4 separate regions of the Mus musculus genome follow, and regions 2, 3 and 4 are each linked to region 1. Evidence: chromatin loops called from intact Hi-C (ENCODE). Cell type or tissue: heart. All regions are shown on one strand. Links, peaks and the distances in the headings refer to the core of each region. The heading gives the core; the rest is flanking DNA.

Region 1 (7,565 bases), core at 974-5,973:
GCTTAGGGACTTGTGGCTTTGTGGCAACCACGTTACCCCTGATCTAGCTCTCCAACTTTAAGGTAATACTTAAGGAACCCAGAAGATGCTTGGTTAAGGGTCTATCCTTGTATTTGAGGGTCTCCGAACCAAGTATACTGTCTGAAGAGAAACGTGTATGGGCAGAGAGAGGGGTCCTACTGCAAAAGGGATAGGAGGTGGGATGGGCCAGTTCAGGCTCAAATCACCTAGTTGCAGCTGAGAACTCCCAAAATAGTCCATGAGTCAGAAGCAGCCCTCCCCATTCCCCCGGCGCTTCGGGTTCTAACCCACTTGTCCATTCCCCAGCCTAGAGCCCATCTCACCATCTTGGTTCCGGTCAAGGCTGTGAAACATGAGCAGAAGGCGCTGCTCCCGTTCCTGCAGGTAGCGAGTAAACTCCTCCAGGCTGAGGCCACCATCAGGATCAGCATCCCAGTCAGAGGAGACACCCTAGCAGAGGAAAAAAGGGGACACAGGGACTCCAGCAGACTGCACCCCCACAGGGCGTGTGTGGGGAAGACAGCTAGAATATGCCTCATGCCTCAGGAGCTCAGAGCCCCAGTTCCTCATGGAAGGGAGCAGCCCCAGGCCATAAGAAGAATCTGCCTCTTGTCTCAGTCCCTAGGCAGACTGAGGACTCTACAGAGTCACAGAGGCAGTTCAAGGTCATAGTACTGGGAAGTGGCAACCTGGGGGCACTTTTTGGTCAATTTTGAGACACCTGTCTCATATAGCCCAGGCTAGCCTCACATTCTCTGTACTGTAGGACGAGACCTTGAACTCTGATTCTCTCTCATTCATTACCTTGTTTCCCAAATTTGCCCACCCAGATTTTCCTTATAAAATCCTGTCTCCTTGGCAGTCTTGTTGAGGAGTGTGTGTGTGTGTGTGTGTGTGTTTGTCCTGTTAGAAACAGTCGTGGTTCATATAAGGCCCAACAGCCATGGGGCCTCTTTATATTCCTATCCAAAAGTTGGACCTTAGACTCAAGGTCAACAAAAATGCAATAGGTCTGTTTTAGGGAAGGCTAGGGGCTCCATGTCCCCTGTCACACGGAGAAAGGGCCAGTTTTTGCTGCTCCCCACTGCCACCTCCCATACTGGAGCTAGAACCTAGGACCTTTGCACATGCCAGGAAAGCACTTTACTGCTAAACTGCACCCCTACCTCAAATTCCTTCCTAGACAGGTCAGACCCCAGTAGAAGCAGAGTGACCTCAGATGGACTGACTCCCTAGCTGGAGCAGCCTGGGGCAACTGGCCAGGTCCGGGAAAGAGCCGGCTGGCAGCAAATGTAAATAAGAGACTAGGAGAGCTGGCTAGGGGCTCTGTGTGTGCTCCAGCAAGGATGTGAAGTTGTGTTAGCTGCAGGTGGGAGCGGGTCACCCCTCGGATTGTGCACAGAGCAGAGGAGGGTTTGGCTCTGGGCCGTGGAGGGGAAAGCGTCCCGCTCTGCAGTCCATCCCCCCCAGTAGGCATCCCACAGGGGGTGGGGGAGGGGGCGGTGGGGGGGGGAGGGGCCGCTGGGTCCTGGCAACCGCAGCCACTGCAGGCCTGGAGCCTTGGCAGCCCTGTTTCGCGACGTCAGGCCAGACGCGGGTGGACAGAGGGAAGGGAACCTAGACAGAGGTGGTGGGGTCCAGCCAACAGGTAGCCTGTGGCTGCCGTAGCCGCGGCATTAAGGGGCACCGGTTACGGCGCGGGCGGATCCTGCCGCGGTGGTCGCTGCCCATAGTACCTGCTGTGCACGGTCCGGATCTCCCCTTCCCAGCCTGGCCAGCCCCTGGCGCAACTCGTGCACGTCCACGCGGCCGTCCTTGTTGCTGTCTAGTTCCTCGAACAGGCGACCCCAGCGCTGCCGCCGCTCCGCGTCGCTTGAGCCCCCCCGCATGGCGCCCGCCCAGGGGGGAGGGGAGGCCCCGCAGCGACGGCCTCGGCGGGGGCTTTCTGGCTCCCCCTCCCCCCCGGGGTCCCCACAAAGCCAGCTCCCGCGCCCACCCGCACCGCAGCCTCTTCAGTGCGGGGCCGAGCTCCGGCACTTGCTGGAAGTGATAAATGCTAGTCGTCCCCGCCCGCGCCAGAACTTGGTCTCCTCCTCCGACCCGCATTACTTGGGGGAGGGGGCTGGGGGCGGAGCAGGGGGCGTGGGGAAGCATTCTAGGAGGCTCTGGTTTTGCACATCTGACAGCGCATTCCTGGGACGGTAGGAGAGGCAACCGTCTTAGTACTCTGCTTGCCTCAGTTTACCCTTTTTTCCTTAAATGGTTTTGGTAGGGAATTGTCAGGAATTGGATTCGTAATCTTGTTCATTTACACCTTCCTCTCTAACGGATCACTTATCAGAAATTCAAGTTTTTGCTTCTCCCAGGTCTACGCAAAGAATTCTGAACCAGTTTAAAAGCTTCTTTCGCCCGCCTGCTCTAGTTAGATTCCCCAGTCGATGATAGAAACAGCAGATCAACAAAGAGGTGTGGGCTCCCTCCCCAACACTTCATTCCGCCCGCGCGCCTCCTTTTCTTGGTGACACTCGGAGAGAGAAACGCAAGGTCAACGAGCGGCGCGGCTGCAAAGTTAAATCCTTATTGGTCAATGCGCCCTAGCTGCGGCGGTCCGCTCTACCTAGGCGGGGCTTCCCGGTTGACCCGCCGCGGCCTCCTGTCCCGCAGCTCGCAGCCCGCTAGGCATTCTTAAAGGGGCCGCGCCCCAATTCAGACTCTCTGAAGGCTGCTCTTTGCAGACCTGCCTGGAAAGGGAGTCGCGGACCAGTATCTCCCGCGCCACTAAAGATAACGATCAGGAGGAGGGGCTCTGGAGGCGGGGCCTCAGCCGGCGGCTGTGGTTGCACCTGCTGAAGTCCCGCCCACAAGTTTCGGGTGCAGTTTTTCGTCTCACCGTCAGGGGGAAGGGCGTCCGTCTGACCGCGAATAATAAATAAGAGCTCACATTGAGTGCGTTGCGCATGCCAGAGCCCTTCACTCGCTGCTCAGTAACGAACCTACCCCAAACCCTGTGAGGTAGGTAGGTGACACTAGCTTTTCCCACGCTACAGTGGAGAAATCAAAAGCTTCAAATCTTAGTCTGGATTCCCATTTAGGGCCAGAGCAGAGATTTAAACAGAGTTTAAACCACCACTCCCAGGAAGGGACGACGCCTCATTTATTTATTTATTTATTTATTTATTTTTCTTGTTCAAAGACACAGTCTCTCTATGTAGCCACGGAATTTACTATGTAGACCGGGCTGATCTGGACCTCACAGAGCTCCACCTGGGATCTAAGGCGTATGCTACACTACAATGGGTGTTGTATATAGCCTTGTATGTGCTAGATAAACTAGCCACAGAACTCCAGCTGCAGCTCTATGGCTATTGTTGTTATTGTCCTTTTGAGCCAAGGTCTCTGTAGCCTCGCTGGCCTTGAATGTGCAGCAGTTCGCCTGCTTCGGAATCCCAGTTGCTGGGACGGCAATCACGTGCCATCATATCCGGTGCATGACCACCTTTTACCCAAAGATACATCCAGAGGTCATGCGGTCCCCACCCAAGCTGTGCCCATACATCTGTGGTGAACAGGTGAAAGTCCCACCCACTCCCTCTACCAGCTACCAGATGTTTCCATGCATAAGAGTTTCTGTGTGGGTGCCGTGGGACATCACTACTTCTGCGCAGACGCCCCAAATCCATGCTTCCTCACAGACACTTCCCTGGCAGGTGGACCTCATACGGATGTTCTTCAGTGTGGACATAAGGCCTTCCGTTAAGCTGGGCGAGATTCTGCACAGATCTTTGTCCGGTTTTTTTTTTTTTTTTTTTTTTTTTTAATACCGCACGGGTTTAATCTAAGCAGGTGTTCTGATTACACTCTGACTACAAGCCTACATGTATCTTTCTACAAAACTAGTCCTGTACAGGTTGGTTGATTTTTTTGGTTATGGGATGAAAATGGAACCCAGGGGTCTCAGGCATGCTAAGGAGGAATTCATGGCTGAGTAAGGGGCGATCCAATCACTAAGACATTCTTGGAAGGCGACCTTCACTAGGCCATTTAAGGCAGGGGTTCTGGCCCCGAGCCACGCTCCCAGCCCCTTTTACTTTTGAAATAGGGTTTATTCAGGCTGGCTTTGAACTTGGGGTCCTCCTGCCTCAGCCTCCAGAATACATTTAGAATACAGGTTAGCATTCCCAGGTCTGACTTCAGGGTGTGAGTTCTTCAGTGTTTCCCATCGGAGCCCGCCTCTTATAAGTGTGTATCTTTCTGGAGTGTCGCCACGCCCCCCGCCGGGGTATGCACCCCTGTGCTTACACCTGCTCATTTCCGCCCTCTGCGGTGCTCCGGGTCGCAATGGGGTTCCCGTTACAGGTGCTCTGGCGGCGCGGCCCCGCCCTCTTCGCCCCGCCCCTCTCAGCCAGGCTCAGGTGCACAAGCCGGAAGTGCGCTCTTTGCCCAGGTGGGTGACTAAACTTTCCGGGTCACGTGAGCGGGCGGGGCGGGTGGGATCTGGAGCGACCGGGTGAAGGACGGAGACTCGGGGTTCCAGCTGGGAACCCGGGATTGGGAACCTGAGCGAAGTCCCTCTCAGACGCTGGAGTCAGGTAGGGAGGCAGGGCGCGCAGCCTGTCCTGTCCCCACCTCCTCCTTCCCTTTTCCTGGCCCAAGAATGCGGTCGGGGAGTTAATCTTTAATCTCTGACCCTTGGCGCCGAGGGCGGGGAGCGCACTCCAAGATTGGGTTGCCTGTCGCTGGGCCCCGAGCCTGAGTCCAGCCCCTCACCCTATGCTGCGCCCTCTCCCCCCCACCCCGGTCTGGTCCCCAGGTCCTGGGTCGCAGGTGCCCTCCTCGACCCAAGATGCGGTAGGAATTGGCGCCTTGGGGAAGTCCTGTCCTTGGCGTCACCAACTCGTCGCCTAAACTCATGGCGACCCCAGGCCTGGGGGTGCTCTTGGCGTTTGGTTTGCCGATGCTGCCCTCCGGCTGGAGCCTAACAGGTAGGTACTGTCCGGGGCAGCGCTCGGGTGGGAGGAGGGTTCCCGGGTTGAACTCAGAAGTGCCGGGCATTTGCGACCCAGAGAGGGCGACAGGTCTGAGGAATGAGCTTGGAATGCGTTTGGAGACCAAGTTTGAAAGCTTCAGGGCTGAATTTCAAATTAGTTTAGCTGACCTGCGAACTTTTTTTTTTTCCAGTTTTTTTTTCTCCAGTTTTTTTTTTTTTTTCTTTTAACGTTGCTGAGGCTCGAACCAGCGTTTTTCTGAACGCTCCGTACCCGCAGCCTAGAATTCCTGAGTCCTTAAGTCTTGTGGAATTTAGGAGCTGGGGGTTGTTGGGCAGAGCCCAGAGGTGGAGGAGGGGAGGGAGAGCCTGGGCACCTGAGTCTGCATAGTTGAGAGTCTTAAGCAGTCAGGGGGACCTGGAGGGAGCCCAGCTGACAGGGCTGGCCCTCCGTAGGTGTGGACCCAGCCAGACCTTCCCTCAGTCTCTAGTTCCAGTTTCGGGAGCCTGGGGGGTGGGGGGACCTTGTGAGTCACATACTCCTGGGAAAGGTTGAGCCCCGCCCAGGTCCTTAAGGGTTCTGGGCCGGAGTGATGGTGGAGGGGGACACGGTTCTGGAAGCCATCTATTCTAATAGGCTAACAATGGTGACTCTGGGTGGTCAGATTATTACCTGCTGGGCTGAGGGTGGCCAGAGAAACCAGCATCACACCCGAGGGTGGAGTGGGTGGCCTGGCTGTACTTGCTGCCTCAATTCCAGCTGGAGACTTTGGAAGGCGTTTTGCAAGGTCTGACTGAGTGGTGTGTAAGTGATAACTAGTGAAGAAGACCCCAGCATGGATTTTTTTTTTCTCTTTCTGTTCCACAGCACCGGACCCTTTCACAAATAGCACAACTCAACCCCCAGGTGATGAGTCCAACGGGGGCCTGGTGAGTTGGGAAGGTGTAAGAAGGAAGAGCAAGTGTGTGAGACCAGAGTAGTATGGGACAAGTGGAGAGACATTACTATTAAAAGACCATGTGCGCCGGGCGGTGGTGGCACACGCATTTAATCCCAGCACTTGGGAGGCAGAGGCAGGCGGATTTTTGAGTTCAAGGCCAGCCTGGTCTACAAAGTGAGTTCCAGGACAGCCAGGCCTATACAGAGAAAAATAAAAGGCCATGTGCTAGGCAGATGCCCTGACTTTTAAATTATTTTTTTTATTGCCTGGGCAGTGGTGGCACACGCCTTTAATCCCAGCTCTTGGGAGGCAGAAGCAGGTGGATTTCTGAGTTCAAGGCCAAGCCTGGTCTACAGGGCTACACAGAGAAACCCTGTCTCGAAAAACTATATATATATATATATATATATATATATATATATATATATACACACACACATACATACATACATACATACATACATGGTTTAGTGGTTTAGTGTAGCTCAGGCTGGCCTCAAACTTCCTCTGTAGTCAGATGACCTTGGATCTTGGATTCTGGATCCTTCTGCTGGGTTAACATGTGTCCGCTATCATGCTGGGTCTATGGGGTGCTAGAAGTCAAACCCAGAGTTTTGTGCATGCCAGGCACGCACTCTACCCACAAAGCCACGCCAGTGGGACTTCTGTGTCCCAGAAAGGTAGCAAGCCATCTCTCCATAACAGTGGACAAGAAATTGTGTCTTGCTGGGAGTGGTAACCCATACATTCCAGGAAGAGAGAGAGAGAGGCAGGTGGAGTTCAAGGCCAGCCTGTTCTACATAGTGAATTCCAGGCTAGCCAGGGCTACTATGAGATCCTGTCTCATAACCAAACACAGTGTCTTGCCTGATGGGCATGGTGATACATACATGTCACCCTAGCACTCAGGAGGCTGAGACAGGAGGATTGCCACAATTTAAGAACAGCCTGGGGTATAGATGAGACCATGTGACAATAAAAACTCTGGGTGTGGTGGCACACACCTGTAATCCCAGTACCAGCTTTGTGGAGGAGGAAGAGGAAGGGGAGGAGGAGGAAGGAAGCAAGTTTAGGATTATTCTTAGCCATATAGTAAGTTCAAGATTATAGGAGACTTTGAACAAACAACAACACAAGAGCCAGGAAAACCAAGAGAACCGTATCTGGTCAGAAGCTCGGACACTCATAGTGTGGAAGGGACAGGACAGAGGTACTGGGTACCAGTGCTCGAGGTGCTGAAGGAGGCTGTCTCTCAATTTGAAAACAGTCCAGAAACCCCACCCAGAAAGCAGACAGGGTGACAGGAGCCCTGGTGGGTGACTTAGGCAGGGTGACTCCATGCAGTTTGGTCACACCTGTCTACTCTCCCTCTTTTTACAGTCTTCAGGGGCTATTGTAGCCATCACTGTGGTCTTTTCCATTCTGGGAGTCCTCCTTATAGCAGTGGGACTGTTTCTGCTCATGCGAAAACTTCGGGAAAAGCGGCAGACAGAGGGCACCTACCGGCCCAGCAGTGAGGAGCAGGTGGGTGCCCGTGCTCCACCACCCCCCAACCTCAAGCTGCCCCCGGAGGAGCGGCTCATCTGAACACAGGGGTGTCGGCCATAGGCCATCATCAC
Region 2 (7,565 bases), core at 1,096-6,095, 190 kb after region 1:
TGGCTGCCTGTAATAGCAACTATCAGATCACTGGGATGGGCCATTTCAGCACCAATTTAAAAGATCACATGGCCCGGTCTACAGAGGGAAGGCCTGTGAGTCAAGATTCTCGGGAGGCTGAGGCAGGAGGACTGCAGGTTCAATGTCAGCCTGGGCTACAGAGTGGACTCAAGGCCCAAACCGGTAAAACTTATTGAGACCTTGTCTTAAAAAGTACAAAGAGGGCTGGGGGTTTCTCAGGGGGTACTTGAAACCCCCCCTGTGAGGGGCTGGGAGTGTGGCTCAGGGATGGAGGTTTCCACTGCCCCCACCCCCCTTAGAGTCCCCTAGTGAGAGGATGGTGGTGTGGCTGTGGTATGGTACTTGCCTATAATTTCTAAGGCAGTGGGTTCAATTTCCAGCAGCATGTACACACACACACACACACACACACACACACACACCCCACACCCATGATGTACCATGTAGCAAGTGACTCGCTTTCTCCCTAGGGCTGCCCCACCCCAACTCACTGCAGGTCCTTGATATTGATGAGGAACAGGACCAGGAAGTTGCTGCTGTTTCTATCCAGAGGGCATTCATGGGAGTTCCGTCTCTGGGGAGTGGACAGAGGGGGCCGGGGTTACAGCGGGCCCATGGATCCAGCCTTGTTCAGTGTGCTTCCCCATCCACCCACAGCTTCTCCCTGCCCCTCCTTGGCTGTAAGCGTACCACGGAGAAGAGAGGCCCCCAACACCACGCCCATTCTCCCTCATCCCTCCCGATGCTCTCCACTCACCGAGTAGGAGCGGACACTGCCAGACCGAACTCTGCTCAAGCTGAACCCCACCTGATGGAAAAAGAGGAGAAGGGAAGGGCTCCCAAACTGTCCTCAGCAGCAGAAGAAACGAAGCCTCGTTCTGCTCTGCTCCAAGACAGGGACTAGCCAGGTCGCCCTGGGTGGTAAGGTACTCACCATATTGTCCAGGTTGGAGTTGAACTTTCAAACTTGCAGCAACCCTACTGCTGCCTCAGCATGCAGCACCGCTACTGGCTCATCTCACAGGTACTGAACACCCACTATGTGCTAGCTTCTCAATGTCCTGCCCCATCCTGGACCCACAACGCTCATGCAGAATGCACTTCCTGATTGGTTTGACCCACCTAAAAGGTTAATGGTGCTGGGCAGAACAGAGCACGCTTGCAATTCCAAGGGCTCTGGACTTGAGGCAGAAGGGGCTTGACTTTGAGACTAACTATATGAGACCCTGTCATAAGAGAAGCTGTCAGGAGAGGCTGCTTGCCAGGCGCAGGAGTGCACGCCTTTTAATCCCAGCACTGTGACGGTGGATCTGTGAGCTCAAGGTCTACATATTGAGTTCCAAGACCCTGTCTTGAACATTACCTCTCTGCCAAAAAAACCACAAGGCCACTCCCAATGGGTCATTTATATCACACCTCTTCACCCAAGGCTCAGGGAATGAAACTGAGGAGGAGGAGGAGGAGGAGGAGGAAAAGGAAGAGAAAGAGGAAGAGGAAGAGTCAAGACTGTAAAGGCAGAGGCTGAGGAGGGCAAGAGGGGAACATTGTCCTCTGAACACAGCAGACTGTTGCTTATGAACTCACAGCAGCTGTGGTTGCCCACACAGGATCGAGTCAGTCAACATTCCAGCATGGAGGGAAGAGGGGTGTTTGAACCCCTACACCTAACTGGGGAGCTGTGGACAGCTAGCTGATAGATGCTGAGTGAGTGAGGGTGTGGCCCCAGGAGAAACAAACAAACAAACAAACAAGAGCACCGGCCTTAGATCCCAGCACTTGGGAGACAGAGGTTGGCAGATCTCTGAGTCTGTGGCCAGCCTGGTCTACACAGAGTTCCTGGCTATCTGGGGCTACATAGTGAGGCCATATCTTTTTTTTTTTTTTTTTTTTTTTTAAAGGACATGAGATTGGGAGGAGTTTGGGAAGGTGGGAATGGATTTTGGAGGAGTTAGGGGGAGAAGCGTGTATGATTAAAATGCATTATATACATGCATATATGTTACATATATACTGGCTGGCTAATTTCTGATCCTCCTGCCTAAGCCAGCAGGGACACTAAGATGACAAATCTGTACCCTCAAACCCAGACTGCATGAGACACTGTATTCATTCTTAGGTGACAGGTGGGGAAGGCTATGAGACTGGCCACAGATCACACCGGTGAGGGACAGAGCTAAGACAGAATCCCAGAACTTGCACACTGAGTCCTCCCATGAGCCCCCTCACCTTTGGCAACTTCTTTTCTGTCTCCTGGAGGCTGAGTCGCAGTAAGCTCAGCTCTACTTCCAGGGAACCATTGGTGTAGAATCCGAAGCTGTTCAGTTGGATGTCAGCTCGCTTCTCCCCCTGCAGGAAACCAAAGACACAGTGGCACAAGGGCACTCTCCCCACCAAGTCCAGCACGACGGCGTGTTTCCCTGAGCGTCTCTATACATTTTTATTCAGGACAGGAGCATGTGAGAAAGCCTTCCTGGGTACATCGTATTGGTGCTGGTGACATTTTCCTACTTCAGTCCGAGGCAGCTAGAGGGTGGGGTTGTGTGTCCATGGGGTGAAACCCTGGCAACCCCATGACAGTCCCCATATAGACGTGCACCACCCCGAGAGCGGGCTACATAGGCTGGTGTGACTAGTTTCGACTTTCCAGAAAAGTTTTCGATTCTATCTGGGCTAAATTTTGAAAGTAGTCTCCTGTCACTCCCCTAAGTGAATTCCAGGAAGATCCTACCAGGTGGTACCCCTTCCTCCCAGGTCCTATGGTTGTTACCAAGTGTTCCCTGAAAGTTTAAGCGCCAGGAGTCAGGGGTCCCAGGAGATGAAGCCCCGCCCTCTAAGCCAGGCCAACCCATTACGAGCACCGGGCGGGGAGACCCCGGGACGAGACCACTAGCGGCCTGCAGTGGGGGGTGCGGCTGCTCCATCCACCGGCGGAGCTATGGGGGGAGACAACGAGGCCAAGCCTGCGGGGCTCACTGTGAGAGTCAGCCGGTGGATACGGCCTGAGCAGCCGCTCAGCGTCAGCACCAGCAGCGACAAGTATCCCCATCGGCACTGCGTTGGGCTCTCGCCGCTGAGCCCCCTCCTCTCGCTCACTGCCATCTCTGGGGCTGCGACTGCCCCCCGAACACAGCCTCTGACGCCTGATAAGGCCTACCCACTTTTCAGCCAATAGTCGCACGACGTGGTCTAGTCACCCAATTAGCAACTGAGATTCTTTTGATTGTCAGAAGGCCTCCCAAATGGGCGTGCTTATCCTTTTCAGCCCCGGCTTTCATACTCTCCAATCGCTAAACAGATTGTCCCGGATGTAGTTTGAGGAACAGGACGATTCACCAATGATCCAGGAACCCATATCCGTCCCTTAAAGCGGAATTCCTTCAGCAACTCTTAACGGTCCAAGACTACATTACCCAGAATATAGAGGGAGCAGATCCGTGCAACGAAGCATGCATAAACTACATTTCCCAGTATTCCCAAGGACGCACTTCCTCTCCCACCCCTCACTTCCCCGATACCCTGCTCCCGGCCAGAAGTGGAGACTTAGTCAACGTACGCGTCTATGAGCTTACCTTGTTTCAACTTTGCTGGGCCACCGAAAAGCCTAAAATTCTTCGCACTATGCTGATCTCTAATCCTCGGCTGAATGCCGCTGTAGGTCCTACCTGAAGACTCCGCCCTAGGCGTAACCTTGCAGCAGCTGAGTTCCCTACTTCAAACTGAAACATAGGCTCCTCAATTCCTACTGAGTCCTCAGATCTGGAAGAGTCCCAGCTGCTGGATCCTAGTTGTAGCTTGCAACTCTTAATTAGATTGCTGACCCTGGCGCGAAGCTTCCCACCGTAGTGTGATACCTTTTTCGTCACTGGGACTCTGAGTCCTTCTCCACCCTCCTCCACCATCCCTCTACCCCACTTTACATCTCAGAGCTTAGCCCACAAGCCACCAGCAGGTGGGGCCAAGGCCTATTGGAGCCTCAGTTCCAGCACTGGCTCCAGGGCGTCTTTCCTCAGAAGTCTAGACTGCTCTTCTAGCTGCAACACAATGGTGTTTTGACACTTGCGTAGCGGCGGAGAAAGCACCTACAGCCAGGGAGAGTGGGGTGGGAGCCAACAGGGCCTCTTCCCTTTTATCCGGGAGCCTTAAGGGGGTTTACAAGGCGTGAAAGGACTTTTATGATTGGGAGGACCCGAAATCCTAAGCCCCAGGGTCCCAGAATCTAGAGGCAGTTCTGATTTGGGCCTTACATACTGAATGAGGCTGGAAAATGTGTAGTCAAGTGCAAGTGCGCGGTGCTGTGCGTGCATGCGTGTGTGTGTGTGTGTGTGTGAGTGTGTGCCTAGCCCAGAACGGTGCCCAAAGGACAACCTGTCCTCTGTTTCTCAGAGGAGACTCTGGCGGGAAGGAAGAGAAGTCAGGATGCGGTGGTGTTGGGGGGTGCTAATGGACCTGGCCTTGGCTGGATGTGCATCCTGGGCAAGATCGAAGTCATCCCATCTCTGTGGCCGGAGGGAAACAGACTATTAGTGAGACGAAATGGAGATTTCTGGAGCCGAGTAGGTCCCCGCAAGAGCCTAATGACCAACCACAGATTTTCCCTGCCATGGAGTGGGGACACGTGGGAAAGACTGCTTGGATTTGGGGTTTTGATCTCTTGACCCTTTATAAAAAAAATGCGAAGTTGAAAGGAAAGGATGAATAGTTTGGGATGGCAGAGGAGAGAAATATGGGGTACAAATTTTGAAAATTAATCGAGGCGTACTTTGAGGTGGCGCATGGCCCTTTAATGGGGGGCGGGGCATCATCTGGACTCCGCCCTCAGAGCCCCCCGCTGGGGGCTCGGCAGAGTAGAGGCGTGGAAAGGCACGAAGGGGCGTTGTAATCTAGGCTGGTGGGCGTGGCCTGGCGGCGGGGCGGGGCGAGGTTGGGCACACTGCCCTGGGGCTGAGTCTCCGGTGGAGGGCGGCGGAGACCCGGGCAGGAGGCGGTGGCGTCCTGGGCGGCAAGAGCAGCATGGATTGGGGTACCGAGTTGTGGGTGAGTCTTTTTCCCCAGTTCCCACGGTTCTCCCTTGCTGGGGTCCTGGCTTCTCCGCTCTTTGTCCCCGAAGTACCTTAGCCCGGACTCCACGCTTTCCCTTGCAGCTGATCCCTTGGGTCCCCGCCCTCTGCCCTCCGCACTCACTCAAAAGTTCCTTTGGGACTTTCAAGACGCCCCGAGGACGTAGGGATACTTTGCCCAGGACCCGCATAGGGAAACTGAGGCACAGAGTTGAGAGGAAGACCATCTGAAGAAGTCCCTGGACCAGGCCAGGGAGGGGGGACAGCTGGGTGAGGTCACCTATTTTGAGCGCCCTGGCCTGGCTTGGAGGCTAATCTTACGGCCCCTGGGTCCCTGCCCGTCGCCCGCCTGTCCGGCTGGGAGGGGGAGGGGACCCTTTGGTCACCTTCTGTCCCACGTGGGGCCTTACCGGGTTCCTTCCCCGCTTACAATTGGAACGCTGAGGGGGAGGGGAAGGGGCTATAGGACTCGGCCCCGGGCGCTGGGCGGAGCCACCCCTTACCCGCCTCTTAACCTCACCCAGGAAGCCCTAGAAGTTTCCCTGAATCCTTGTCGGACTATTGACCCCTCCTCTTTCTGGAGGCGGTGCAATCTTAGGATGTAGTGGGGGTGAGCCACTATAGTGGAGGCATCACAGAAGCAGGGGAAACTGAGTCACTCAACTGAGGATCCCGGGGGATCTTGGCGAGTGGGGAAATTTGGCCATAGAGGCCCCCCGACCCTGCTTCCACGCACTTTGAGCTGCACGAACTCATCCCTTCTGTGCCTGATTTTTGTGCCAAGCCCTCTTGATTTTTTGGAATTTGGAGGGGATTAGAGGAGGGGTGAGGGAACTGGCGTGGTTTAGCCTCCTTCCACACCCTTGCTGGCCACCCCGATTCCGAGAGACCCTGCTGTCTGGTTTGGGGCCCTGGCCGTGTTGTCCAGGCCCTTCCCTGGAGGAGGACATGGGGGTTCCCGCCAGCTTCCTGCCTCCCCTGCGCCACGCCGGGGCGGCGCCTGGGGAAGCCAGCCAGCCCTTGCTGGAACCGCTAAGCCCCGAGAGATTGTCCACCCCACCCCACCTCCGCTGTTCCGGGTCGCTGGGATTTCGGTGCCTCCTACCCAGGTGACCCTAACGTTCCCCAATCGCGCTCCTGCAATCAGGATCAGTTTGAGGTGCTGGAACGCCACACGCAGTGGGGGCTGGATTTGTTGGACAAATACGTGAAGTTCGTGAAAGAACGCGCGGAGGTGGAGCAGGCTTATGCTAAGCAACTCCGGTGAGCATGAGGGTGGGTGCTCGCTGCTCTGGGACTCCAAGGGGAGACCGCAGGAGGTCCGCGTTCTTAGCCTCCCTGCCTCTGTCCCAACCTTTAGGAGCCTGGTGAAAAAGTATCTTCCCAAGAGACCTACCAAAGATGACCCTGAAGTCAAGTAAGAATGGGAGGGGGAGGGGCGAGGGAGGGGCTGGAGGCGCAGGTCTCTCACCTTCTTAGAGGCCACTCTACCTCACACTTCCAGTCCCACCTCCTGTTAGTCTGGATGTCCTAAGGTGGAATTTACTCGCTTCCAGCAGGGAGCCCTTTTTGGTTTGTAAATTCTCAGCTTCTATTTTCCCCTCACTGTGCTGTAGCTGAGTTATTTGGGGGCTTCTTATTCTTTATATATTTTGGAGAGCGAGATGCACCCACTTATCCACAGAACGCAAGTCCTCTGGAAGTCAGAGGACAGTTTGAAGGAGTCAGTTCTTGCCTCTCACCATGTGGATCCCAGGGATCAGACTCTGGTGTTTAGCCACAGGCACCTTTACCCCTTATACCACGTCACCAACCCGAGTTTTTATCTTTGAGATAAGGTTTTGGTTGTCCTGTTACTCCCTTTAGCCAGGACTGGTCTCTTAACCCAAGAGCTTTAATGTATCAGTGACTTTGATTGCCTCTGTTCTCATCTGTGAAATGGGTCTGATGGCAGAACTTACTACTCTATCTTGTGTGTTCGAAGAACTGACTTTTTGTGTCTAAAAGCAGTGGACAAAGCTGGGCGCGTTGGTGCATGCCTGTCATCCTAGCCCCCTTGGGTTGGTTCAAGGCTAGCCTCAGCTATGTAGTTAGTTTGAGGGTAGTCTAGGCTACATGCCACCCTGTCTCAAAATTCTAAACAAACAAACAAACAAACTGGTAGCCAGCCTGTAGTTACTTCCAGAAACTTTAACCTTCATTCTAAACCCTTCCCTTTAAAATCTAAAAGGTGAGCTGGGTATGGTGGCAAATGTCTACTGTCCCAGCACTCTTGATTGGAAGATTGTGAGTTCTGGACCACGTTGGGCCACTTAGTGAGACTGTATTTTGAACAAATACACAAATAAAAGTTTTACTCCAAAAAGCTCCAGAAATTAAGGTAGTTGTTTATTTGGTATATCTAGTTTCATTGGTGGCTTGATGTGAATGCTGTTTCAGGGTTTCCGAGGATTGGAAAAAACTGTGTGTGTGTGTGTGTGTGTGTGT
Region 3 (7,565 bases), core at 1,299-6,298, 230 kb before region 1:
TGGCAGCAGTTAGGGAGGAGGAGGATTGTGGTTCAAGTTCAGAAATACGTGAGACCTTAAGCAACAAACAAAATGTCATTTGATGACAGAACATGAACCATGCGGGTGATCCAGTTCATCTCCACCTTCTAACACCCATGTCACCCACCCATCCATCCATCCACCGTCAGTCTGTCCATCTAGCCATCCACCCACCTATCCACCCACCCACCTGTTGAGGTTTGGTCCGTTGCAATGTATTGCAAGGCTAACACTGGCCCTGGTTGTCTCAGGGTTGGGGAGATCATCTCACACACCTTGCTCCTTAATTTAAAACTACTGGTTGATTAAAGTTGTCTACAGCCTGTAGCTGGGCAGAAGAAAGGTGTTGGTTCCCAGGCTTAGGGTCTGAGGCAGAGACCACAAGGGAGAGAGAAGATGCCGCTGCCATGGGGTAGGTGAGTCATGAAAGCATAGCCACGAGGCTGGCCAATTGGAATCAAGAGCAGCCCAGATGGAGCGTGGCAAGTTATAACTCGGGGTTATTGATGGGGGAGTAGACATAATAGCATCGAGGGTAGACATCTGCCCAGCTCTAGTGCTTTAAGGCTTACTATAAATTTAAGTTTTGTATCTTATCTGGGAACTGAATGTTCAAAGGTGGGTTAGAAACTCACATATGAGATTGAAAATGTAATACAACATCTACCCATCTACCCATCCATCTACTCACCTGTCTGTCCATCCATCCATCCACCCCCACCCCCACCCCCATCCACTAATGCTGGGCAAAGCTGGGCGGAGCCATCCCACACATACTGAAGTTCCAGTAAAGGAGCTCAAAGGCTTAAGCAGCACCCAAGCCCTCTGTCCTGCCAACACTGCCTTCAGGAAGCCCCAAGCACCAGGGTGCCAAGCCTTTAGTCCCACCCCTTACTTAGTCCTGGCTTACTTGATGGGGACAGAGCTACAGCTGACGCGAAGTGACTTCTCTGTGATATTCAGAACCGAGGTAGGAACTATGGCTGGGTCATCTCAGCCCCAGAGCTCCAAACACGGGATGGGAGGTTGCAACATCCATTAGTGCAGTTTGCTGGGGGCTGCATCCTCCAGACAGCTCATCTCATTTTCAACAAGCGTCCATAGTTACAAGCACACAGGGGAGGTGCTGCATTTTTAAAGTCAACGTCAGTTAGTTTAAAAGAAACAGGTGGCACTCGGGAGGCAGAGGCAGGTGGATCTCTGAGTTCGAGACCAGCCTGGTCTACATAGCAAGGTCCAGAACAACCAGGGCTATATAGTGATGCCCTATCTCAAAAAATACAATAAAATAAAGAAACAGGGCTGGGATGCCTGGGCAGTGGCAGAACACTTGCATAGCATATGCAAAGCCAAGCACCTCAATAAATAAATAGGTAAACAAACAAAGAAAGAAAACAAAACCTGTGACTCCTTCTAGTCAAGGACTTAACAAACCAAGCAGCCTTTATACATGAACTATTAATATTATATGAACACACTTGCTATATTAACATACATTCATATATGGATAATCTACATGAATATTTTCATTATCAATGGGAAGGCTGAGGGGGCTCAGCAGGAGAAAGGAGCTTGCTGCTAAGCCTGGTAACCTGTGTTTGATCTTCAGGGCCATCTCCTGCTTGTCGTCCTCTGATCTCTAATGTACACACCATAGCCCATGCAGATGTTGCAGATGTTCACACACACACACACACACACACACACACACACACACACATAATAAAGATTTTTAAAATGCCACTACTAATACAGTCTAAAGTGCCAGGGATACTTCATGCAGCAAGAGAATGACAGGCTGTATTTTAGAGGGCCAGTGTGTTGACAAGTCCTTCACAGCCCTGTAGTGGCCCTGGGGCTCAGGTATCCACAGTGACCCACCAGACAGGCGGTAGGCCTGATGCTAACAGCCTTAGATTCCTCTCTCTGAGGCCTGAGCCCTCCTTCTCCAGTGGGAGTGGATGAGTGGCCACACCTGGGTGGATTTTCTAGTCCATTCAGTCCCTGAACCCAAGCTCCACTGAGGACCGGCAGGGACTCAGCCAGAGCTCAGTCCCATCAAACAGGCACCTTCACAGGCTGAGGCTGACGTTAAAAACTCAAACAGGAAAACATTTTAAGAGAAGTTTTACGTCATTATTATTTTATTAATATCATCACTGTTCTAGAATTGTCTTCGCTTCACTTTAAGTTTAAAGCTCATTCCACTGGCAGGGAGATGCGCAGGTAAGGGCTCTTGCCACCAAGTGTACTGAGCTCCCAAGATCAAGTGCTGAAGGGAGTCTCCTGTAATCTGTCCTCTAACCTCCGGGGGTGTGTGCACGTGCAGTATAGTCACACACAATAAATACACGTAAAAATTTAAATCGGAAAGCAAATCACTTTTGACAATAAGAAAAGAGTCATCTGACTCCCGAGGACCTGACGGCCACTTCTGAGGAGGGACCCACTGTCCTCTGCGCCGTGGCCCCAACTGAACTCTGTTCCCTTCAAGGAAAAAGGGAGCAAAAAGTAGAAGCAAGCCAGGGCTGGAGGAGTGGGGGTCATCAGGGTCAAGAGAGGCGAGTGGTGGTTATGATTACAACACATTATACACACAGGAGAAGGCCACACTTATGTACATGCTAATAAAGTTACATTTATTAACACTCAATCGTTGTAGGATTTTTCCTGGGGGACCTGAGTACCGGAGTGTTCCGGAGACGTACTAAAGTAGGGGTGAAGTCTCAGGAGAGACAGCGGTCCCAGCTGTTTCTTGGTGCGTTCCCCGCCCCAACTCCCCTCCCCGCCACCCTAGGGGGCTCTGTCCGGAACCGAGCTCTCTAGGGTCCAAGGAAACAACCGCAGCCCTAGCGAATCCCAACTGCGAACTCGGATATGACCCATGGAAAGGGGCGAGGAAGACAATCCGGTGTTTTGGGATGTGCTGCCTGTGCACAGGAGGGCTGCGCACGCACTCTCCCGGCCTCCTGGATCTTCCTACAAACGGTTCACACAATATTTTCCTTCGGGAAAGTTTTCTAGATTGGGGATCTCGGCAAAGAGGACGCTATGGGTGCGCTTGAGCTTCCCGGAGCGGCATGGTAAAGGACCCCCAAACGCAGCGGTGTCGGGTTCCAGGGGAGAGTGGTCCGAGGATTTGGGGCGCCGGGGGTATTTGGGATGGGCAAGAAAACGCGAAGGGAGGAGTTCCTTCCAGAACAGAACAAACGCAGTGACTATTTTGGTCAAAGCACAAGAAAACGGTGCCGGAGCCCCCAAATCCTAAGTCAAGAAGGAAACCCGAGGGTCAGAACTATGAGGCAAGCAGAAGAGTACCCTCGGAGTTAAGTACATGGATAAAAGCCAGAACCCCGATTTCATAAGTATAAAAGGGAGACGGTGCCTCTGGGTTTTCAGACTTGGACGAGAATGGCTGGCTCTGTGGGAGCCCCCAACTCAGGTTTTAGGGGGATGACAGCAAGGAGCGGGTTTGGGGCAACTCCAATTCAGGCTTTGGGAGTAGTCAAAGAGAGGACTGACTAGTTTGAGGGCGCCTCCGAGTTTCAGGTGTTGTGGAGTAAGAGACAAGGAGGGGTCTTCTGGAGTCCCCGCTCCTCAAAGTCAGATTTAGTGCGTCAAAGGCGAGAAGAGATCGCTTCACTTTACAAACTTTTGAGAGTGTGAGAGGGGTTCCACCCAGCCCAGGGCTCCCCCAAATCAGAGGCGCCTATCAGGATTGGATGAGGTTGGCGTCTGCAAAGTTGGGGCGCCGGGTCCGGCCGCGCCCGCCCCCGCGACCCCCCTCCAGCGGGGTCCCCCCCCCCTCCGCCACCGCCCCCTGCCCCGGCCCGCACCGCTCACCTGGAGTTCGGCAGGGAGTTCCGGTAGCGGCTCCCGCGGCGTCGGCCGCTGCGTGTCGCTCCGCGTTGGTAAGTAACAGTCTCCACGGCTACAGTCTCTATGGCGGCGGCGGTGGCGGCGCCGGCCGCTCCTCCTCCGGCTCCCGCCGCCCTCCCGCCCGCCCGCAGCGCCCGCCCGCAGCAGGCGCCCGCCCGCCTCAGCCTCGCGCTGCCCTCACGGGGCGGGGCGTTGCGCCCGGCAACGGTTACCAAGCTGCACGCCCCGCCCCCTCCAACGGCCCGCCCATGCCCGCCTCCAACGGCCTCGGGGAGGGCGGGCGATCTCCCCATTGGCTTTCATAGTGCCCGTCAGAGGTGAAGGGGCAGGTCCTTGGGTAGAATACCAGCCAATCGCTGAGAAGGAGGGCGGGGCCTGGCGGGAGGCGCGCGGCTCCCGGGAAGGGTTGGCTCTAAGGAGGTGCGCGAGGGCCCACTGGTGGCAGTGCGTGTTTTGCGGAGTTACGGTGATTCCGCTAGACCGGAGGCGCTCACCGTCTAAGGGGAGCAGCAGACTCTGGCCTTGCGCCTGCTCTTTCATGGTCCACAAACTGAAAACTTTTTTTTTAAAGATTGTTGTCTATGCGTGTGCATGCAATGCGCATGAAGACCCGAAGAGAGCGTTGGATCGCCCTGGAACCAGAGTGACCGTCTGCTATGAGCCGCCTAATTGAGCAGGGACCGATCCCGGGTCCTCTGCAAGAGCAGAAGCCTCCTCTCCAGCGCTTCTCCTTTTTTTTTTTTTTTTTTTTTTTTTTTTGAGCCGGTGTCTTGTATACACTCACTACACCGCTTAAGCTGGCCTCCAACACCTGATTTTCCTGGCTCCATCTCCTAGTGCTGGGATGATGGGTGTGTGTTCACCAGTCCTGGCTAAGCTGACAACTCCTCACCCACCCCATCTCGCTTCTCTGTCCTCTCTGGTTCATATATATATACAGGTCTCAATGTGGACTCTTCATAAAGCTTATATTTTGGTGGGATGACACAAACAGAATGAAAAGTTAACGCAAAAGGAAAGGTTTAAACCCAGAGACCCAAGTGCGGAGGAGCTGTCAGACCATAGCTCCATTCATTCATTCATTCATTCATTCATTGAACGTCCAATTGCACCAGTGAACATGGGTAATTTGGGCTTATGTGCCCAAAGCGGTGAGTCAGGGTCTTGCTAAGTAGTCCAAGCTAGACTAGATTCCCACTATGTAGTCCAAGTTAATGTTCTTTTTGTCTTAGGTCCTTGACTACTAGGGTGAGAGGCAGGTGCCACCAAGCATTTGTGCACAGTCTAACTCATGAAATCCTGAACTTAGGCCGCGAGAAAGGCAGTAGACGCTGCCTCTAGGACTGGAGTTTCCAAAATAAATATATTGGAGCAACTGGAAGCCTGGTGCCACAACACCACTTTGTTGGCTGCCTACACTACAAAGCTAGTGTCCGGTCCCCATCCCCCACCCCCACCCCCACCCCCGTGCTGAGAGACCCAGTCCCATAGACTCAACTGTAACTATCATGGAGGCAAATGGCTATGCATGAATGAGCCTGAATCTGTTTGGACCAAACTGTGGCCCTTCAGAACTCATTGGTTTTAGAGACTGAGAAGTGTGTCCCCAGAGCTCATGGGTTGGAAACCTGGTCTTTAGCAAGGAGACTGTGGAAAGAAGTGCAGGAGGGTTTCTAGACCTGGGACACTTGTGGATGGGAAGGAAAGAGAACCTCTCATCTCAGCCACACACCTCAGAGTTCTAAGCCTCTCACTCGCTGACGATACAGCTGGCTCACTCCTTACATAGAGTTTTAGTATTTTTACATTTATTTCTTTAGGATGTGATATGTACATGATATGATACACATGTGATCAGATGACAACTTGTGAACACTTTCTGCCTTTCCCCTGTGTCCTCCAAGGATCATTCGGCTTGGCAGAAAGCCCTGTTCCCCTCTTCCAAACATATGTTTTTTATGTTAGAGTAACAATGGCAGGCAGGAGTCAGGGTTTTTTATTTTTTTGTTTTTTGTTTTCCCCCAGTTTTTTTTCCATGTCAACTATCCAGGATTCACCTGTGAGTTTACTTGGGTTTCTCAGAAACCCCTTTGGAAGACAAGAGCTGTGAATCTGCCAGGTCCTGCATGGCCTTGGTGGGGACAAAATGACATGGTTCCTGCCCCTGGGACAGGGCCATTGGGCATGGGCCTACTAGAATGTCAATGGCCGCTTTGGGTGTAGGGCTCCTTTGGATAACAGTGTACACATTTTATGCCCTTCCTTCAAGGAGTGTCCTGCCTGTTACTGTTAATGACTCCATGGTAGTTAGAATACAAGTCCAGGAGGTAAAGATGAGGCTAATGTATCATAAATGGTGAGCCTTGGAACCTTCAAGACAACCCTTAAGGCTGTGGAAAAGAACCCTAAAAACATGAGTTCAAAAATATATAATTTCTCAAAAAGAAAAAAAATATAGATATCAAAAAATATAAGGATGCAATATGAAACATGAAGGGCTTCAAGAATCTAAAGGAACAAGGACAGCGGTGCTGTGAGCCAACTTGTCAGAAAGATACTAAACTAGGAGACAAGGAGATTTAGGGAGTGGTGATCAAAGGAGATTCCACCCAGCTACATCTTTTTGTTTATGCTTACAAAGGCAGACAAACACCTGAGTTCAGGGTCAGCCTAGAATAGAGCAAGGTTAGGCCCAGGTGTAATACAAATGGTAATTTCAGGATGGGTCCCACCCAGCTGGTTTATTCTCTGTGCTTAACAGAGGCAGGCAGATCTGCAAGAGATGAACTATTCAGAGAAAAACTTTATAATAGCAAGAGAGAACTGTCTTGTGCAGAACTTGAGAGAGAGCTGTCTGGAGATTTCCAGAGAAAGCAGACCAGAAAGGAAAAAGAAAGCAGAAAGAGAGGAAGCAGGCTGGAAAGCTGTCTGGAGTAGAGCATAGGCTGCCAACTTGGACCCACAATTTGACTTCAAGTAGTTTGTTTTTGCCACTTCTAATCACCCCTTCCTCAGAACCCCTCTCTCCAAGCTGAGGCTGGTCCTTGGCAGAACCCACTCACATTCTATGACTATTGTGAAGACTCAGAGCAGCTCCGCTCCACAGAAATTGGCACCCAAATGTGGCGGGGGGTGCAGGGGGAATTCTTTCTGTCTCTTAATCATCATGCTTAAAGTCTTTCGTTGGAAGTTAAGACAAGATTTCACTGTGTAGCTGCCCTGGAACGTGCTCTGTACACCAGGCTGGCCTCGAACTCAGAGATCCACTTGAGTCTGCCTCCCAAGTGCTGGGATTAAAGGGATGTGACACCAATACCCAGCTTTATATTAAAAATAGTCTTATTCTAGCCGGGCGTGGTGGCACACGCCTTTAATTCCAGCACTCGGGAGGCAGAGGCAGGCAGATTTCTGAGTTCGAGGCCAGCCTGGTCTACAAAGTGAGTTCCAGGACAGCCAGAGCTATACAGATAAACCCTGTCTCAAGAAACCAAAAACCAAAAACCAAAAACCAAAAACCAAAAAAAAAAAAAAAAAAAAAAAAAAAAAAAAAGTCTTATTCTAAATTGCTGGCTGGAGAGATGGCTTGGCAGTTAAGAACACTGACTCCTCTTCCAGAGGGCATAGGTTTGATTCCCAGCACCCACATGGCAGCTCACAACTATATG
Region 4 (7,565 bases), core at 1,300-6,299, 110 kb after region 1:
ACAGAACACAGCGAGTTTAGATGGAAAATATTTGGGAATCATTTGTCCATGGCAGTGAGAATTTGGAAATCAAACGCACCAAATTCTGGCCATTGAATGAGGCCAACTTGTAGTAAAATTTGAGTTCACAAAGTTAAGTAAGAGAGAGGGAGAGCATTTACATTAACGCAGGCTGGCGGAAAGCTAATGGCCCAGTCTATGTGGGTCAACTGTAGGAGTCAAAGCCACTTAGATGACACAGAGGGCTGGGGAATTGGACTCTAGAATTTGGAATTAGATTTGCAGACAAATGACCAGTACATACTTGTGGTGTGGTCGGCAGATGCTGCAGCAGGAACAGGTGTGTATGTTGTGAGTGCTATAGTTTCTGCTCCTAACAGGGTTCACTCTGACTTGTTGCAAACTTTCAGGCAAGACATTAATGCAGTGTGTGTGTGTGTGTGTGTGTGTGAAAAAAGAAAGGAATAAAGAAAGGAGAAATTCTTCATGTTCTCCCTGATTGGTTGGGCTGTATACTGAGGCCAGATTCAATAAGTTTAGAAACTAGATGAAGAGTCCGGAGATTATGAGGACACGGTTCAGGAGGAAGAGGAATCCCAGGCCTGGGTCAGAAGTGTCCCAGAGACCCAGGGAGACTGAACTGAGAAGGCATAAGCTGTCCGATGGGTCGTCACCTATCGTCTGCATGAGCAGACACGGTTTACCTGATACTAGGATTTTCAAGAGAAGCCAAGAGGATGAGAAACTGTTCCGGAAAAATCGAAGCCTCACCCAGGGAAATGGTTAGACTCAGAGAATCATTTATGCCCAGTTAGAGAGAAAACTCACTAATTGTTGGGGTTGGGTGGACTGCCTAGCAATCAGTGGACCAGAAAGCAGATTGGAATTGTGGGAGAATAGATTTAATTAACAAAGAAAAAGGAAGTGGGGAGTAGGGGGTTGTGTGTGTTTGAATGAGTGGGGTGTGGTGATGAGGTGGGATGTGGGGGGGGGTGGTATCTAGCAGGTAGCCCCCTGTTTCTGAGGGTGTGTCTCTGAAGGATACTGGAGGAGGCTGCCTTCATGGTTGCTATGCAGTGAGTATATTGGCTTCCCCTCCTGTTCCTGCCTTCCACCGCCCTCAAAGCAACCTGACCAGTCAGTCCATTAAGGATGGAAACTTCTGAAGCCAAGACAGGAATGAGAATCTTCTTCTTTTTACATTGATTTCTGTAGTTTGTGACAGCAATGAAAGCTGACCAACACAACGATGGACGTGTAAATTTGTTTGATGGTCATAATAATTTCATCATGTCAATCAAAATGCTATGCCATGGGCTGAGGGACAGCTCAGTGGGTAAGATGCTTATGTGCAAGAATCAAGATGAGAGTTTGAACATCCAGGCCTTATATGCTAGATATGTATATTGCTTGTATCTGTAATCCTAGAGTCCCTGTGAGGACATGGGAAGTAGAGACAGGAGAAGCCCTGGAAATTTACAAGCTAGGTGGGCTAACCTGCACACACACACACACACACACACACACAGAAGCAGGCTATATCTTACACATAAAATATATATTTAAGAAAGTATTTAACTCCAGGCAGTGGTGGAACATACCTTTAATCCCAGAACTCTGGAGGCAGAAGCAAGAGGATGGATCACTGTGAGTTCAAGGCCAACTTGGTCTACAGAGCAAGTTCTAGGACATCCAAGGCTACAACAGAGAAAAGCCTGTCTCAGAAAAAAAAAAAAAGTATTTTGCTGGGCATGGTAGACCACACTGTTTTGTTTGTTTTGTTTTGTTTTTGTTTTTGTTTTTTAATTGTCATCTTAAATCTTGGAAGGCTGAGACAGGAGGATTATGAGTTTGAGGCCAGCCTGGGATACATAGAGATCTCAAAAAAAAAAAAAAAAAAGAGGTTTAATATACATTTGATAAAATACACTTTAGAAAGTATAGTGCAGCCTGCAGATAGATGACCAACTGCAGCATGAGTCCTGGTGAGCTCCCAGTGATGGGCTGAGACACTGGAGGCGGACAGCAGCAGCTGCTTTTTAGATTATGCTACTAAAGTTTTCTTAAGTGCCGTATCAGAAGACAAGTCAATTGACAAACTTTATCAGCTTTCCACTGACTTAGCAAAAATACCCTAAAACCAGGGAAGGCATGATTTTGCTTGTGGTTTTGAGGTCCAGTCCATGGTTGCTAGTTGGTCTTGGTTGCTTTTAGGCTCACTGGACGATGAAGCCTCTGGCTAGAACTGCTCATGTGCAGACTGTCAGGAAAGAGAGAGAGGTTTGTGTTGTGGGGAGCATGTGAGGAAGGGGAGGAGGGAGAGTGAGGGGGGTTGGGGGGAGGTGGGAAGGGGTAAGGTGGGGAGGGGTAAGAGGAGCAGACAGACAGAAGGGACAGACTGTTGACTTTAAAGGTGCCTCCCCTTTATAACCTATTTATTCTAACTAGTACCTTCTCCCTAGTTTTTGGCCATCCTCAGTCCCTTAAGCCCTGACTGACAATGGTGACATCCAATTGTTTCCCAGGACCCCACAATGGAAACTGCTGCAGTGGGTACCAAGCCTTCAGGAGCGCAGATGCCTGGAACTTACCAACCTGCCTGGGTGTCCTGAGGGCTGAGTTCAGATGTGTGTCACCACCCTCAGCTCTCACAGATGTAAGGGTCCGAAGATTGCTGAAGGAAGATTCCACACTCAGATAGCATGCAAAGACAAAGAACATTTATTTTCCAGAAACATCCAGCATGCTAGGGTACCATTGTTCAGAATGACAACCCAGAGAGAGAGATATGTTTGAGTCCCTTTTATAACAGGACTGCTTAATTGCTTCTGAGATAACAGCACACTTCTAAAACTTAGGGCTACAGAAACCACTAAAGGTTATAAAGAAGATATATACCACAGGACCCTAGGTGCACAAACAGGAGATAAGGTATTGATTGGGTTTGTCTAAACAAAACTTCAAGGATGGCTTAGTTACAGCCTTAAATTTTCCATGACACTGCAAGCTAGTAACCAATGGTGAAAGTTAAGCCAGATCCTAGTGTATATATACGTGTGCATTCTCTGTTATAACCTCTTATTCAATTTATGACTGAATTTATGTGCAGACCTGCAGTGATCTTTTTACCATGTGAACGCATGCTCTGAGAGTTGTACCAGTACTGAGAACAAAGGACAGGGGTAAGTCCCCCTTCCCTTCTCCCCCCCCCCCCCCCATACTTCAACTTCTCTAGCCTCCTGTTGTGTCACTTTGAGATGCTAACTGGAGGCTGTGGGCTTTTAGCCTTAAAACAACTCAGCCAGATTAGCTGCAAGAGCAGAGTACCTTATTAAGTGACTTGTGGCCTAATTTTTGGTGGAGATAAAATGGGATATGGAGAATGAACTCACAGCCATTGGAAGAAACATTTACGTATTGGTGTGTGTGGCATGGGAATACATATGTGCAGCAGCAGTATGTGTGTGCCTCTCTCCTCCCACCAAGTGGGTCCTCCGAATGGAGCTCAGGCTGTCAGGTTTGGTGGGCAGCTGTTTTTACCTGCTGTGCTTTCTTGCTGGCCCAGAAAGAACACGTAAGGTTTGGGGGAACATTTGAGGCCTGATCCTTAAGGAGGGCTGCGTAGGGAGAGGCTTATTTATGGGTTGGTTCCGAGCAGTGGTCCTCAACCCTCCTAATGCTAGGACCCTTTAATATAGCTCCTCGTGTTGCCGTGACCCTCCAACCATAAAATTATTTTGTTGCTACTTCATAACTGTAATTCTACTTCTGTGATGAATCATAATATAAATATCTGATATGTGACCCTTGAGAAAGGGTTGTTCGACCCCCAAAGAGGTCCGAGACTCATAGGCTGAGGACCTCGGTTTTAGAGGGTGGAGTCTTGATGCTGTGACAAAGTCCCTGAGAAAGCGCAACCAAAGGGAGGAAAGCTTATTCAGGCTTGCAGCTCCAGGGTGCCTGTCATTAGGGGTGGGGGGTGGGTGGGGGAGGGGGTGGGGGAGGGGGTGGGGGAGGGGAAGCGGGGAGGCAGGGAGGTGGGATGGCAGGAAGGCAGAGCAATGGCCTTAATATAAGCAGTGGAACCAGGAACACTGGAATCAGTGGGGTGACTGTAGCCGTTTTTTTCTTTCCATTGCCCAAGGGAGGGTGTGGGTTTTCCAACCCTCATAGGTGTCCCCTTTTGTTGACAAGATGACAACAACCGGCACTGTTTGTCCCAGCAGGGAGCTCAACGGCCTACAGCAGCTCTGTCTGTGACAGGGAGAGCTGTTCCCAGCAGACACCAAAGAGAGAGAACTTTGGGAGCGCAGCAAGCAAGCCCCATTCCCAGCCAGGCATTCTGCAAATGCTCCGTCCAGCAGCGCCACCTGCCGGCCACATCCAAGCGCATTCCCTTCCTCCCTTACCAGCTTCTATTAAAAAATGTCTTAGTGTGGATCTGAGTTCAAGGCCAACCTAATCTACAGAGTGAGTTCCAGGACAGCCAGGGCTATATAGAGAAACCCTGTCTTGTAAAACCATCCATCCATCCATCCATCCATCCATCCATCCATCCATTCAACCAACCAACTAACCAACCACTTACCCACCCACCCAACCAGAAAGTCTTAGTGTGTTGGTATGCATGCATTTGCATATACATGTGTGTGTATGTGTGCAGACAAATGTGTGCATGTGTTCTTGTGTTTGGGGTGCATGGTTATGTGCATGTACAGCTATAGGTCAATGCTGGGTATCTTCCTGTACTGCTCTCCATCTTGGTTCTGTGTATGTGTGTATGTGTGCAGACGAATGTGTGCATGTGTTCTTGTGTTTGGGGTGAATGGTTATGTGCATGTACAGCTATAGGTCAATGCTGGGTATCTTCCTGTACTGCTCTCCATCTTGGTTCAGGTTTTTTTTTTTTTTTTTTTTTTTTTTCTTCGAGACAGGTTTCTCTGTGTAGCCCTGGCTGTCCTGGAACTCACTCTGTAGACCAGGCTGGCCTTGAACTTAGAAATCCGCCTGCCTCTGCCTCCCAAGTGCTGGGATTAAAGGCATGCGAGTGTACACCGAGTCACTGCTTCAAATGTGTTCAGGAAAGTCACTGGTCCTGGCCTTCTCTAACCCCTGAAGGCTCTTCTGGCCATGTCCAAAGTGTGTGCTATCTCTAGAGCTGGCCCTATTACTACTGCCATGTAGTGACTTGGGTGAGGGAGAGATGCTTGTGGTAGGCAGAAAAGCTGGCCTGGAGGTCATGAGAGTGGGAGAGCTGGCCCTGCCCCTCACCTACTGCAGCACTTGGGAGAGCAGGCCCTGCTCCTTTCCTGGGCAGCATGGCAGAGCTTTTCCCTGGTCATGTGGTATTGGATGGACTGGCTAGAGGTCAGGAGAGCAGGAGAGCTGGCCCTACCCCTCGCTGGCGGCAGCATTGGGTGGGTTAGGTGGGGCAGTGCTGGAGAACACGTGCTTACTCACGGTGTGGGTGTGGGAGAGCTGGAGGGCTGACCAACTCAGCTCCCACTCAGACTCAGATCCAGGGCTATGAGTTGGCCCACCCCATCAACTATGCCATGAACTGCTGGGCCAGTCCTGCAGATCCAAAGCTGCAGGATCTCCATGACACAGGGCAACAACAGAGCATCTGAGAGGAATCCCAGTGAGGATACAGTATTGATAGTGTAGCAGAAGCCTTGGAACCAGACCAATGACTCACTGTAGTGAACATTTGCAAGTAAATATGTGTGGGCAAAAGGGAATACTGTGGGACACACTATAGCATACACACACACACAAACACACACACACACACACATATATATGTGTGTATACACACACACACACATATGAGGCTGCAAGGGCAGAGGACAGATACAAAGGGATGGGGGAGATAAGAGGGATTAGGATGCATGATGTGAAATTCACAAAGAATTAATAAAAAGTTAAAAAAAATAGGAACATTGGCTGTTGACTCCTGTCTGCTTCCCTTCCCCACAGAGCGGGGACATCAGACCCAGGTCACCCTCCAGCAGACTTCTGAGGCAATGAATGAACGAAGGGGATTGGACTGCTTTGGCCTGGGCTCTGTCATCTCTGACAGGGAGCCCTGAGTAGTCATTACAATATCCGGATGGCCCATCTCCTTTCTCCTGGACACCAGGACCACTAACTTGATCTTGTCAAAGTTTTGGGGACCTACCTCTCCTCATTTTCCTATTGTCAGGGTATGGGCACAACCTTACCTGGTGCTCAAGAGCCTGAGAACCAGATGGCCTGAGCCTTCCTGCAGACCCAGGGACCCACGAGACAGCTCTGGCTGACCCCAAGACCTCAGACTGTGCTCCCCCACCCCTGGAGCAGTGTCCCGCGGCTTCCTCATAGCCCGATACTTGCCAGGCACCTGCATGAGGTAAGAGCAGTCAAAACTTTTTGATGAGAGACAGTCCATGTTTATCCATACTGTTTACTGACTGTTCATTGTGGGAAATGGGTGTGTACTCACTTCTCGGGGTGGACCAGACATGAAGTACCTCTGCAAGAGGGGGGGGGGTGTCTTCAAAGGGAAGCTTATTGGCTAAATCCTCGGGGCCTCTAGTGTGGAGATCTCTGTTCTGGGCTATGTGACCAATGTCGGGAGTGTGGCATGTGTTCCTGACCTGGAATCTTAGTAGGGAGCAGGGAGACACCGAGTTCTGGGTTCTCTGATCTGCTCTACCTTATCAAGTTTCCTAACATGGTCCACTGCCCCACAAAAGTCGTATATTCTACCTATGTGCACGAAGTATATATACATCTTTATGAGAAGCCACTGCCTTCACAGCCCACCTTCAGTTTCCCCTTTGGCCCTCTCTCAGAGGCAACCTCTGCATAATCCTCCACCTGCCCTATACTCTTGCATGAGGCCTGTTGCATGCTGTGATTTTGTCCCTCTGCTTCAATTCATCAAGGTATCCTTCCTTCTGCCTAAAAACCCTAATACTGGCTGTCCCAGAACTTGTTATATATAGACAAGGCTGGCCTTGAATTCAGAGATCCACCTGCTTCTAGGCTGAGATTAAAGACATTTATACCACCAGGTTTTCCCAGACAATCTTTTACTGAACTCAGAGCTCATGGATTCACTAGGGAGGTGGCCATTGGGACCCAGAGGTGCTCCTGTCTCTGACTCCCCAGTGCTGGAATTACAGGCATATGCTGCCATTTCTTTTGTGGTTTCTGGGAGTTGAACCTGGGTCTTTCTTGCTTGTGTGGCAAGTTCTTTATGGACTGAACATCTTCCCATTCCCCAGGGCCCAAGCTTCTGAGACAGAAGGAGGGATCTGAGCCACATCCACTGGTGTCCTGTGAAGAAAATGCCCGGTTGAGTACAGTGTGGCTATCATTTGGTCACCCTGTCACTCATTTCCCCCCCCACCCCCCGACTGTACAGCTCAGAAAGAAAACACCAGGTGACCTCCTTTAAGAGTAAAACTCTCATCTTCCTTATCTCTGTCTCTGTCTATTTATAAGGGAATCTAGTGGCTTAGCCTTGGCAGTCAGTCTCAGGAATGAGGAAATGGCCAAATAAGGGAGACAAAAGTAGG

Evidence for each region. Hi-C counts contacts between places; a loop is a spot of excess contacts. Peaks named below come from ENCODE experiments on the same cell type or tissue, not always from the same donor. Only the 100,000 strongest peaks of a DNase experiment are listed, where the experiment ranks them.
Region 2: a loop joins it to region 1, with 2.1 times the contacts of the local background. A loop is called at or near these places in 2 of 42 quality-filtered maps.
Region 3: a loop joins it to region 1, with 7 times the contacts of the local background. A loop is called at or near these places in 8 of 42 quality-filtered maps.
Region 4: a loop joins it to region 1, with 6 times the contacts of the local background. A loop is called at or near these places in 11 of 42 quality-filtered maps.

The regions. Positions count from the first base shown.
Region 1 is chr17:57,057,764-57,065,328 of GRCm38, forward strand. Slc25a23 (solute carrier family 25 (mitochondrial carrier; phosphate carrier), member 23) reads right to left here and starts at 2,100. Exons shown (of 10, transcript NM_025877.4): 1 at 1,758-2,100; 2 at 345-471. The coding sequence starts at 1,910. It overlaps Crb3 (crumbs family member 3), which reads left to right and starts at 4,468. Exons shown (of 4, transcript NM_177638.5): 1 at 4,468-4,610; 2 at 4,832-5,003; 3 at 5,874-5,935; 4 at 7,327-7,565. The coding sequence starts at 4,931. The coding sequence ends at 7,533. In heart, for the core only: a CTCF peak has its summit at 2,904; DNase peaks (open chromatin) are centred at 1,398, 1,968, 2,708, 2,848 and 2 weaker places; H3K4me3 peaks cover 4,077 bases; H3K27ac peaks cover 1,714 bases; H3K27me3 peaks cover 2,527 bases.
Region 2 is chr17:57,244,517-57,252,081 of GRCm38, forward strand. Gpr108 (G protein-coupled receptor 108) reads right to left here and starts at 3,173. Exons shown (of 17, transcript NM_030084.4): 1 at 2,995-3,173; 2 at 2,248-2,367; 3 at 779-829; 4 at 513-595. The coding sequence starts at 3,120. Trip10 (thyroid hormone receptor interactor 10) reads left to right here and starts at 4,935. Exons shown (of 15, transcript NM_001242389.1): 1 at 4,935-5,055; 2 at 6,226-6,341; 3 at 6,439-6,495. The coding sequence starts at 5,032. In heart, for the core only: CTCF peaks have their summits at 3,972 (motif pointing right) and 4,983; DNase peaks (open chromatin) are centred at 3,255, 3,965, 4,935, 5,505 and 2 weaker places; H3K4me3 peaks cover 4,063 bases; H3K27ac peaks cover 3,741 bases.
Region 3 is chr17:56,827,019-56,834,583 of GRCm38, forward strand. Rfx2 (regulatory factor X, 2 (influences HLA class II expression)) reads right to left here and starts at 3,990. Exons shown (of 17, transcript NM_009056.2): 1 at 3,865-3,990. In heart, for the core only: a CTCF peak has its summit at 4,355; DNase peaks (open chromatin) are centred at 2,823 and 4,213; H3K4me3 peaks cover 2,601 bases; H3K27ac peaks cover 1,294 bases; H3K27me3 peaks cover 1,822 bases.
Region 4 is chr17:57,162,889-57,170,453 of GRCm38, forward strand. It overlaps Gm33566 (a long non-coding RNA gene), which reads left to right. Exons shown (of 7, transcript XR_876893.3): 2 at 2,215-2,280; 3 at 2,526-2,656; 4 at 3,110-3,182; 5 at 4,224-4,470; 6 at 6,206-6,391; 7 at 7,272-7,565. Among named protein-coding and RNA genes, the nearest start is that of Cd70, 17 kb to the left of the region's middle. In heart, for the core only: a CTCF peak has its summit at 4,373 (motif pointing left); a DNase peak (open chromatin) is centred at 4,323; H3K4me3 peaks cover 366 bases.